Regions from separate parts of the Homo sapiens genome. Here region 2 is linked to region 1. Evidence: chromatin loops called from intact Hi-C (ENCODE). Cell type or tissue: stomach. All regions are shown on one strand. Each heading gives the region's core, and the rest is flanking DNA. Links, peaks and the distances in the headings are about the cores only. Region 1 overlaps PIP5K1A (phosphatidylinositol-4-phosphate 5-kinase type 1 alpha). Region 2 holds the start of TMOD4 (tropomodulin 4).

Region 1 (5,373 bases), core at 98-5,097:
GTTAGGTGTGGATATGTTTCCTTTCTTCTAGGTTTTCATGCCTCTTGGAAAGTGAAGTGAGCTAACACCTTGTTCTCTGAATAGTAATTCATAGGCCTGTCTTTGTTGACATTAGCCTTTTCACTTTTCAGACCAACTTTGGGTGTGTGTTGGGGATACTAGCAATTATTTGTATCTATGTCTTGGTAATAGTTGCTAAGGTAGTTGCTAAGTAGGCTCTCTCTTTCCCTTTTGAAGTGAAGCCTTCTCCTTCCAAAAAGTTTCGGTCTGGCTCATCTTTCTCTCGGCGAGCAGGCTCCAGTGGCAACTCCTGCATTACTTACCAGCCATCGGTCTCTGGGGAACACAAGGCACAAGTGACAACAAAGGCAGAAGTGGAGCCAGGTCAGCGCTAGGGCTGGGGTCCCCATGTGATTGGGTACTCCCTCCCTTCCTTCTGAGCCTTTATCTTGTCTGGCCAGGACCTCTGCTCCCATTTCTATCCAGGAAGCCTAGCTGCTACATATTTTTCCTTGTATTTACTGTACCCCATCTTCTCTATCTTTTTTCCAGGCGTTCACCTTGGTCGTCCTGATGTTTTACCTCAGACTCCACCTTTGGAGGAAATCAGTGAGGGCTCGCCTATTCCTGACCCCAGTTTCTCACCTCTAGTTGGAGAGACTTTGCAAATGCTAACTACAAGGTTGGTTTATTGGCCCCTTTCTCCATATAATCTTATCTCTCTTTTCAAGTCCTTGGAAACCTCTATAATTTGATTGCATCATAATAAATTACCCCAAAGATTAGTGGCTTAAAATAACAAACATATATCATACTTTCTGTGGGTCAGGAATCCAGGCCCAGCTTAGCTGGGTCCTCTGGCTCAAGATTTCTCATGAGGTGGCATTTAAGCTGTTGGCCAGGGCTGGGGTCTCATCTGAAGGCTCAAACAGGAAGATCTGCTTTTAAGCTTATTTATGTGGTTACTGGTAGGATTCTGTTCCTTGTGGGTTGCTGAACTGAGGGCCTTAGTTCCTTGCTGGCTGTTGTCTGGGGGCTTCCCTCAGTTCTTTGCTACATGGACTTCTCCATAGGACAGCTCAGAACATGGCACCTGGGCTATCTGACAAGTGAACAAGAGAGCATGTGCCTATGCAGAAACCATGGCCTCTTATAACTTAATCTCAGAATTGACATTCTACTTGTGCTACATTCTGTTCACTAAATGCAGCCCACACTCAAGAGGAAGGAATTACCCATGGGTGTGAATACCAGGAGGTGCAGGGATCATTGTGAGCCATCTTAGAAACTGCCTGTCATAGTCTGCTCTCTGGTCTCCAGTAATTTACATACCTCCATGTCGAAAATACACTGACCCCCTCCCAGGGTCTCATCCCATTGTAGCGTTAGCTCAGAGTCCAGAGTTTTATTACCTAAATTAGGTCCGGTTGGATGAGCCCCCCAGGTATAGTTCCTTAAGCACAGCTCCTCAAGTACAGTTCTTCTCAATCTGTGAACTTGTGGAACCAAAGAGACAAGTTATCCTTTCCCCATGTACCTAGCATACAATGGTGAGACAGGCATTAGATAACCAATATACACATTTCTGTACATAAAAGGGGAGAATGGGAGGCACAAAAAGGAGTCATTGATTTTATTTGCTGTTCCAAAATCCAGGAAATGTTGGAGTTTCTTTTATCAGGCCTCAAAGCAGAAGAATAATTCTCCGTGGTTCTTGGCTCTACCCTCTAGACTCTTGGTTTTGTCTTCTGAGTCTTCCTTTTTCATCAAAGCTAGAGTGTGTTTTTACCTGAGTTCTTTTCTCAGGCTGCTTCTTTCCAGTAGAATTTTAGGGGAACTAGTGGTCTCTATTTTGTACTGTTTCTGTCCTTTTTGATCCAAGATGGCAGTGTTTCTACTGATACAGAAGATTTTGTGGGCCTCCTGTGATTCTCCTTGGGATTTACTCCATTAGACAAAAGCCACACTCATAAATATCTTCTTTATGAGACCTAAGCTTCTTACAGACTCTGTTTTTCGGTTGAAAGGATCTGTGAAACATAATCTTCTGAACAGCCTTTTGTATGACTGAATAGCACAATCAGCCCTCCGTATCCACAGGTTCCACATCCCAGATTCAACCAACTGTGGACTGAAAATACTTGAGAGCCTGGTGTGGTGGCTCATGCCTGTAATCCCACCACTTTGGGAGGCTGAGGTGGGAGGATTGCTTGAGGCAGTTTGAGACCAGCCTGGTCAATATAACGAGACCCCATCCCTTTGAAAAAAAAAAAGAAAGAAACGAAAAAATACTGAAAAAAAAAAAAAAAGTCGTGAAAATGTTATGTTGTTGCTGATATGTACTGTACAGTTAGGCCTGTACTTAACATGTACAGACTTTTCTTGTCATTATTCCCTGAACAATATAGTATAACAACTATTTACATAGCATTTACATTGTATTAGTTATCATAAATAATCTAGGAATGATTTAAAGTATATGGAGGGCCAGGCGTGATGGCTCACGCCTGTAATCCCAACACTTGTGAGAGGTAGAGGCGGCCAGATTACTTGAGCCTAGGAGTTTAAGATCAGCCTGAGCAACATGGCGAAACCCCATCTCTACCAAAAATACAAAAAAATTAGCCAGGCGTGGTGGTATGTTCCTGTAGTCCAAGTTACTCAGGAGGCTGAGGCAGGAGGATCGCTCGAACCCCGGAGGCAGTGGTTGCAGTGAGCCGAAATCGCGCCACTGGACTCTAGCCTGGGTGACAGAGCGAGACCCTGTCTCAAAAGAAAAATAAATAAAAATAAAGTATATGGAGGATGTGTGTGAGTTATATGCAAATACCATAGCATTGTATATAAGGGACTTGTGCATTGTGGATTTTGATATTCAAGGAGGGGTCCTGGAACCAGTCCCCCACAGATATTGAGGGATGACTATACTCTGAACCAATACCTTTTGTTTTTCTGAGGTCTTAATAAGATGTTTCACAGTCATATGTTTGCCTTCATCTTTAGACCACATTTTCTTGGCAGTGCTCTGGAGCTTATCCTTGCTCAAAAGCCTTTTTTTTTTTTTTTTTGGTAGAGATGTCTCATTGTGTTAACCAGGCTGGTCTTAAACAATCCTCCTCCCTCTGCCTCCTGAAGTGAGCCACCGTATGTGGCCTGCCATTTCTTAATTTTAGCATCGTTTGCTCTCTGGAGAGGCTTAGAATTTTCAAAACTTATCAAGTTCTGGCATTTTTGTTTAATAGTCCTTCCCATAATTTCTTTATCTTCTCCTATATTTTATTATAAGCATCAAGAGAAAACCAGGTGGCACCTTCAGGACTTTGCTTGGAAATCTCCGTAGCTAGATTGTCCAATTCATTAGGCACATATTCTACTTCTCACATAATCACAAATCACATTGTTGCTAAACTTTGTGCTGCTGCCTTACTAGGATCTCCTTTCCTTCAAGTTCCAATAAAATTTTTCTCACTTTAAGCCCTCACTGGTAACCCCCTTTAAGTCCAAAATTCTATAAACAGCATATTCAGGACACTACCTTTTCACTAAAATGCTCCTCCAAGCCACCCCCAATGTTTTGTTTTGTTTTGATTTTGTTTTTCGAGATGGAGTCTCACTCTGTTGCCCAGGCTGGAGTACAGTGGCACGATCTTGGTTCACTGCAGTCTCTGCCAACAGGGTCTCCCTCTGTCACCCAGGCTAGAATGTAGTGGCACTATCTTGGTTCATTGCAACTTCCGCCTCCCAGGTTCAAGCGATTCTCCTACCTCAGCCTCCCGAGGAGCTGGGATTACAAGCGTGCACCATCATGCCTGGCTAATTTTTGTATTTTTGGTAGAGACGTGGTTTTGCCATGTTGCTGAGGCTGGTCTTGAACTCCTGGCTTCAGATGATCTGCCTGCCTCAGGCTCCCAAAGTGCTGGGATTATAGGCATGAGCCACTGCACCAGGCCACCACCCCCAAATTTTAGATTTTTGTTATAGCAGCACCTCAATTCCAGGTACAAAAGTCTGTATTATCTATTATTGTGTAACAAATTACCCCCAAACTTAGCTGTTGAAAACAAACATTTGTTATCTCAGTCTGGGTGTGGTGGCTCACACCTATAATCCTGGCACTTTGGGAGGCCGAGGAGGGCGGATCACCTGAGGCCAGAAGTTCGAGACCAGCCTGGCCAACATGATGAAACCCCATCTGTACTAAAAATAGAAAAATTAGCCAGGTGTGGTGATTTGTGCCTATAATCCCAGGTACTCAGGAGGCCGAGGCGAGAGAATTGCTTGAACCCGGGAGGCAGAGGTTGCAGTGAGCCAAGATAGTGCCACTGCACTTCAGCCTGGGCGACAGAGCGAGATCTGTCTCAAAAAGAAAACAAAAATTTGTTATCCCAGTTTCTGTACCTTAGCTGGATGCCTTTGGCTCGGGTTCTCTCGAGATTACAGTCAAGCTATTAGTCCAAAAGCTTATCTGAGGGAAGATCAGCTTCTCAGCTCACTTATATGGTTGTTGGCAGTATTCGGTTCCTTGTCACATCGCCCTATCCATAGCCAGCTCATAGCATAGGAGCTGGCTTTCCTCAGAGCAGGCAAGCAGGGGCTAGAGCATGAGTCCAAGAAGAAGATACAGTATTTTTGTAATCTAATCTCAGAATGGACATTCCATCTCCTGTGCTGCATTCTGTTCATGAGAAGAGAATCACTAAATGCAGCCCACACTTGAGAGAGAATTACACAATGGCATGGATCTCAGGAGGCAGGGATTATTGGGGGCAATCTTAGAGGGTACCTACGACACCTGGAGATTGAAACAGAAGAGGGCAGGGTACTGGGAAATATTTTATAGTATTCAAGAAGCTAAATATGGTTAATTAAAACAGTGTGCTTCTAAATCTAGTAGCTTCTCAGCCTCTTCTTTCCAAATTCTAAATTGATTCCAAAGTGAAAATTAGAGAAGCAGTATGAGATTTAAAAGGAGAGTCCTTTGTTGTTGTCTTCTAATTCTTTTTCTCTCTGCTTCCATTTTTTTTCTCCTGTTAGTACAACCTTGGAAAAGCTTGAAGTTGCAGAGTCAGAGTTCACCCATGTGAGTATCTGGGATGTGTGGGAGGTGAACGTTTTGCAAGGTATAAAGAGGATCACTGATGGCCTGGAGCAGGAAGTTAATTGTCAAGATTAGAGGATCTGGGTACCTCCTAAATCTTGTTTTTTATTTTTTATTATTTTTTTATTTTGTACTTATTTATTTATTTATTTATTTATTTTTGAGATGGCGTCTCACTCTGTTGCCCAGGCTGGAGTGCAGTGGTGCAATCTCAGCTCACCTGCAACCTCTGCCTCCTGGGTTCAAGCAGTTCTCCTGTCTCAGCCTCTGGAGTA
Region 2 (5,373 bases), core at 1-5,000, 68 kb before region 1:
GAATATAGGGTTTCCCTGATGGGGAGATGAAGGATGGCTCAGGTAGAGGTAATTTCTCCCAAGATCCTGGCCTCCAGGTTTCCTTCCTCCTCCAGGAGGTAGAATGCTGCGTCACGAAGGGACACTGGAAAGCCTGAGTCCTCTACAAACTCAAGAGTCCTTAGCCCCCTGATCTCTCAAGAACTGAAGAGTGCGGGGCTGGGCGCTGTGGCTCACGCCTGTAATCCCAGCACTTGGGGAGGCCGAGGCGGGTGGATCATGAGGTCAGGAGATCGAGACCATCCTGGCTAACATGGTGAAACCCCATCTCTACTAAAAATACAAAAAATTAGCGGCCGGGCACGGTGGCTCATGCCTGTAATCCCAGCACTTTGGGAGGCTAAGGCGGGCAGATCACGAGGTCAGGAGATCGAGACCATCCTGGCTAACACAGTGAAACCCCATCTCTACTAAAAATACTAAAAAATTAGCCGGGCGTGGTGGTGGGCGCCTGTAGTCCCAGCTACTCGGGGGGCTGAGGCAGGAGAATGGCGTGAACCCGGGAGGTGGAGCTTGCAGTGAGCCGAGACTGCACCACTGCACTCCAGCCTGGGCAACAGAGTGAGACTCCGTCTCAAACAAAAAGAAAAAAAAAAGAACTGAAGAGTGCAAGCTCGCATTTAAGTGTCAGGGCATCTGAGTCCCTAGGCAACTAGGAGCTGGAAGGTGAGAGGGAAACTGGAGTGGGGACGAGTGAGAGACAGCACAGCCACTTGGGTTCTACGAGGCATGGATGTCAGGGTCCCCATACCCTTCTTCTCGCCTGTGAAGGGCACCAAGTCATCACGCTCTTTGACTTCTAGTGCCTGTTGCTCCAAGTACTGCAAAAGGGCCTCTCGGTCCAGTGGCCCCGTTGGGCTCTTCTTTGTCTGGTCACGTTGTCTTAGTCCAGCTGGCAGGAGCATGTTCTTAGGGATGAGTTTTGGGGAGCAAGTCAGACCTCCCCTCTGACCTAGGTACTGCTAGGGCTCCCTAAAACATCACCGGACACCTTTCCCCTGGCCTTCTTAGGACCCTAGGTCCTGTAGCAAACCCTATTCTCAGCCACCCAGAGCCCAACACCCTTCCCAAATGCCTGGGACTGCCTCTGGTTCCCTGTGCTGGAGCCCCTACCTCAGGATCCATCTCCTGTAGTTCGCAGTCCAGCTGCTCTAGCTCCTCGGGGCTCAAGGTCCTTAGGATCTCATCTTCATCTATGTCTCTGTATTTCTCCAGTTCCTTCTGATATGATGACATGGTGGCCCCCACCCCCTCCCCACTGTGTGGTACTCACAGAGCCTGGGCAACATGGGACAAAAGGATGGACAATGGTAAGATGGACAGGGACACAGCAGGGACACAAAGAGACCAGCCAGGGGGGCAGAACATTGGATTGGATTTCTTGGAGATTAGAAGTCTAGTTGAGGATGGGAAGTGGGGAAGATTAGGTTGTTTAGAGTTAGAACTAGAGTCTCCTTTCTGCTTCCCCAGCTTCCAGCCACTCTGGATGGGGATCCCAGACATCTAAGCTGGGTTTGTCTTCCCACGGTATGACAGAGAAATCCTGGCAGCACCCCTCCCCTATAACCTCACTTGTCAGTGCCTTCGCCCTAACACAGCTGCTGGAAGCCCTGCCAACACAGCTGGTCCTATGCCCAGTTCCTATTGAAAGGGGATGAGGGGTGGGGGAATAGAGAGCTTCAGGGAAATTCCTCCTCTCCTCCTCATAATCCAGGCTTTTTCCTAAACCGGATAAAAAAACCAAGGACAATGAGGTGTAAGGGGAAGAGAGAGTCTCTTACCCCATCCTCATTTCCCTTTTATTGTGGGGGATCAAGATTTCACTTTCTGTGTTTGCTAAAATTTGAAGTCTTAAGGGAAAGCAAGGGCTCGGAGCAGTTGGGGGACTTCCAGGTTGGGGGAAGGGTAGTAAGGCCTCTGTGAGTCCCCATAATCTGTCCCTTGCTTTGGACAGGAAGGTGACACCAGACCAATGGGTGTAAATAGGGTAAAGTTTCTTTAAAAACAGTGGGAATATTAAACTCGCACAATTTTGTACAATATAAGATACGCATAAGGAGCTATGCATACACACCATGCTGAATATGAAAGATCCAGAAAGTATGTGAGACACATCGACAATGTAAACTATACACAGTTAAGGGGTAGGACGGCACAGTGGCAGAAATATACACTGAGTGACAGAGACAGGGACACACTCCACATCATTCCCCATAGGAGCCACTCTTCTCCTCCCATCTCCCACCGGGCTCTCATCCATAAGCCCCCTGTCTTCCCCACCTACCAGTCCTGGTGGTCACCTCCCTTCTCACCTCCCCTGTGTCAGTAGGTCTGTCTGTTCTACTAGAGCACTGTCCCAGCAGCAGGAGGAGCCCGGTGCCGGGGGAGAGGGTGGGGGAACAGTGAGCTCAGCATTTTATTATTTTAGCTCTGGCCAGGTGGGGGGTAGTGGGAGATCACATATACACAGCCCCCATACCCTGCCCAGCCCTGAGAGCCTCTAGTGGTCATTAACAGCCATGGCATCTCTTCCACTTCCCTTCATACAAGCCCCAGTCTGAGACATATGAGTTCGACTAGAATCAGCCAGTTCCTCCTTATTTGGTGCCTGCTGTATTCAAAACAGTGAGTGTAAAGTGATAGGAAGGTCAATACAAGGATGTGTTTTGGTGTGCAATTTTCAGATGTTTATAATTTAGTTGGAGGAATGAATACAATTTAGAAAGGACAGCTCATAATAAATGCTATCGAATAAAGACCCAAATATATGCAGGTATTCAAATACTTCTTGCTCCCAACCCTAGACTGGACACCAGACAAAAGGGATCTTTCTATTTTATTAGATTAAAAAACACAACGAAACCTGTAAGAACTAGGGGAAAAGGAAAAAGAAACAGATTAGGCAAAGATCAGAGATGACAAAGGGGAGAAGCAGGGAGAAGAAACGGAACAGCAAGAGCCCCAATCAGGGCAGGAAAGAAGTTTCTGAGGACTAGACATCTCTTCATTTAATGACAATTTTCTGGCGCAAGGCTCGGGGCCCAGAGCCAGGGAGGGGCTCAGGAGGTGGCGGGCCGGGGCCCAGGGCTGAGGCAGTGGGCGGCAGTCCATGGGCAGTAATGTACTTCTTGTAAGCCTCACGAATGATCTTGAAGGCTCGAGCAGTGGCATAGGGTATGTCTGTAACAGGGTCCCGGTATAGGGCTGGACGATGGGTCACTGGACAGACCTCACGAACAGGGACTTTTGGGGGCCGCCCTTGGGGGAACCATTCCTCGAAAGTTGCATCATCACTAAAAGTGATGAAGGTACGTGAGCAGCGAGCAGGGGGGTTGACGGGTCCAGTCCCAGCATGAGGAGTCAATGCAGACACCGAGGGAGCAGGATCAAGTCTGAGGACAAAAGACAAGGAAAAACACAAAGAGCTGAGGAGAGAAGACAACAGATACAGAAAGAAGGAAATCAGGCTGGGTGCAGTGGCTCACACCTGTAATTCCAGCACTTTGGGAGGCTGAGGCAGGCAGATGACGAGGTCAGGAGTTCGAGACCAGCCTGACTAACAAGGTGAAACCCTGTCTCTACTAAAAATACAAAAATTAGCCGGGCGTGGTGGCGGATGCCTGTAATCACAGCTACTCAGGAGGTTGAGGCAGGAGAATCACTTGAAGCCAGGAGGCGGAGGTTGCATGGAACCAAGATCGTGCCATTACACTCCAGCCTGGGTGACAGAGCAGCGAGACTCCATCTCAAAAAAAAAAAAAAAAGAAAAGAAAGAAAGAAGGAAATCAGAGAGATGAGGAAAGAGAAAAAGGAGGCAGGGTGTTGGGAACATTCTGAGGAACGTACTAAGTGACTGATGGGAAAAGAAAGCTAGGCTAGAAGGAAAAACAGGAAAGAGAAGAACAGAGAAGCTAAAAGAAAAAGGAATAAGAAAGAAATAAGCTGGGCTGGGCGCGGTGGCTCACACCTGTAATCCCAGTATTTTAGGAAGATGAAGCGGGACGATTACTTTAACCCAGGAGTCTGGGCAACACAGCGAAACCGTCTCTACAAAAAATACAAAAATTAGCATGTGTGGCTGTACTCCCAGCTACTTGGGAGGCTAAGGTGGGAGGATCGCCTGAGCACAGGAGGTGGAGGTTGCAGTGAGCCGAGACTGCACCACTGCATTCCAGCCTAGGTGACAGAGCAGCATCATGTCTCAAAAAAAAAAAAAGAAAAAGAAATTGAGCTGAAGGGAGTTAGGAATCTGAAAGAAATCTCCAAGTGTTAAGGAGAGCTGTGTGAGAAAAGCAAGCAAAATGGGGCCAAGAGAACATGAGCTGAACACACAATCTCTTTTCCTCTTGAGATTCACTCACCCTTCTATGTCAACGTTCTCTTCCTTGGGGCCTGGCTCCCCAACAAGTGGCACTGTCACTGAATGATAGGTGATTATGGGCCCGGGGCACTTCCGCTTCTTATGAACCTGCTTCTTTTTATCAGCCTCGAGCCGCTCATATGTCTCTTTAGGGTCAAAGGAAGAAATGAGGGGATGATCAGAATGTCCCTTTTTCCCATATCCCAGTACTGTCCCACGATCTCTCAATTATCTTCCTGGCTATCTAGTCACTGCCAACTACCAGAGACAACTATGGAAGTCCCCTAAGGCCGTCTGGCACCTCCCATTTTGTAAGTTTTCTGCTTATAAGTTTTTTCTTGACATCCTCTCTGCTCATTTCTCAAGTACACCTGGGCCCTCTATAGTACCTCAGAGTTGGAAGGTACCCTTTGATGAGGAGCTTATTTGCTTTCCCAGATACCAAAATCTCCTCTACAAATGCCCTGTCAATTCACTCCTACAGCTGGGTGTGCTGGCACACGCCTGTAATCCCAGCTACTTGGGAAGCTGAGGTGGAAGGATCGCTTGAGCCAGGGAGGTGGAGGTTGCAGTGAGCTGAGATGGCACCACATTGCACTCCAGCCTAGGCAGCAGAGTGAGATCATATCTCCAAAAAAAAAATTAGTAAGGTAGGAAATTATATTTAAATATAGAGATTTCTGGTCGCTCTTAAACAACAAGAAAATCTCGCAACCCTGGGTCTGCATTCTTACAGGGGAACAATTAGCTGAGCTGAGTAACTGTTCCTCCTTTCAGGCACTCCTCTCCAGTTCACCACCATCCCTCTGGCTGGCTGCACACTTCATGTTACCTGCCTGGTCTCCGTGATACTGCTCCATGGCGATGCACTATTGGTATATATGTCTCCTCCTTAAGGGCAGTGACTATAACTCATATTGCCTAAATATTATCAGGGTGATACAGCATTTTCCACATTACAGGCACTCATTAAA

What was found. Peaks named below come from ENCODE experiments on the same cell type or tissue, not always from the same donor. Only the 100,000 strongest peaks of a DNase experiment are listed, where the experiment ranks them.
Region 2: a loop joins it to region 1, with 2.5 times the contacts of the local background. A loop is called at or near these places in 9 of 110 quality-filtered maps.

The regions. Positions count from the first base shown.
Region 1 is chr1:151,241,886-151,247,258 of GRCh38, forward strand. PIP5K1A (phosphatidylinositol-4-phosphate 5-kinase type 1 alpha) reads left to right here. Exons shown (of 16, transcript NM_001135638.2): 13 at 238-384; 14 at 553-682; 15 at 5,035-5,080. Among named protein-coding and RNA genes, the nearest start is that of PSMD4, 10 kb to the right of the region's middle. In stomach, for the core only: no CTCF peak of the experiment used is centred there; no DNase peak of the experiment used is centred there.
Region 2 is chr1:151,173,601-151,178,973 of GRCh38, forward strand. TMOD4 (tropomodulin 4) reads right to left here and starts at 2,381. Exons shown (of 10, transcript NM_013353.3): 1 at 2,324-2,381; 2 at 1,153-1,317; 3 at 791-947; 4 at 1-15. The coding sequence starts at 1,275. VPS72 (vacuolar protein sorting 72 homolog) reads right to left here. Exons shown (of 6, transcript NM_005997.3): 5 at 4,401-4,545; 6 at 2,704-3,431. The coding sequence ends at 3,044. In stomach, for the core only: a CTCF peak has its summit at 2,556; no DNase peak of the experiment used is centred there.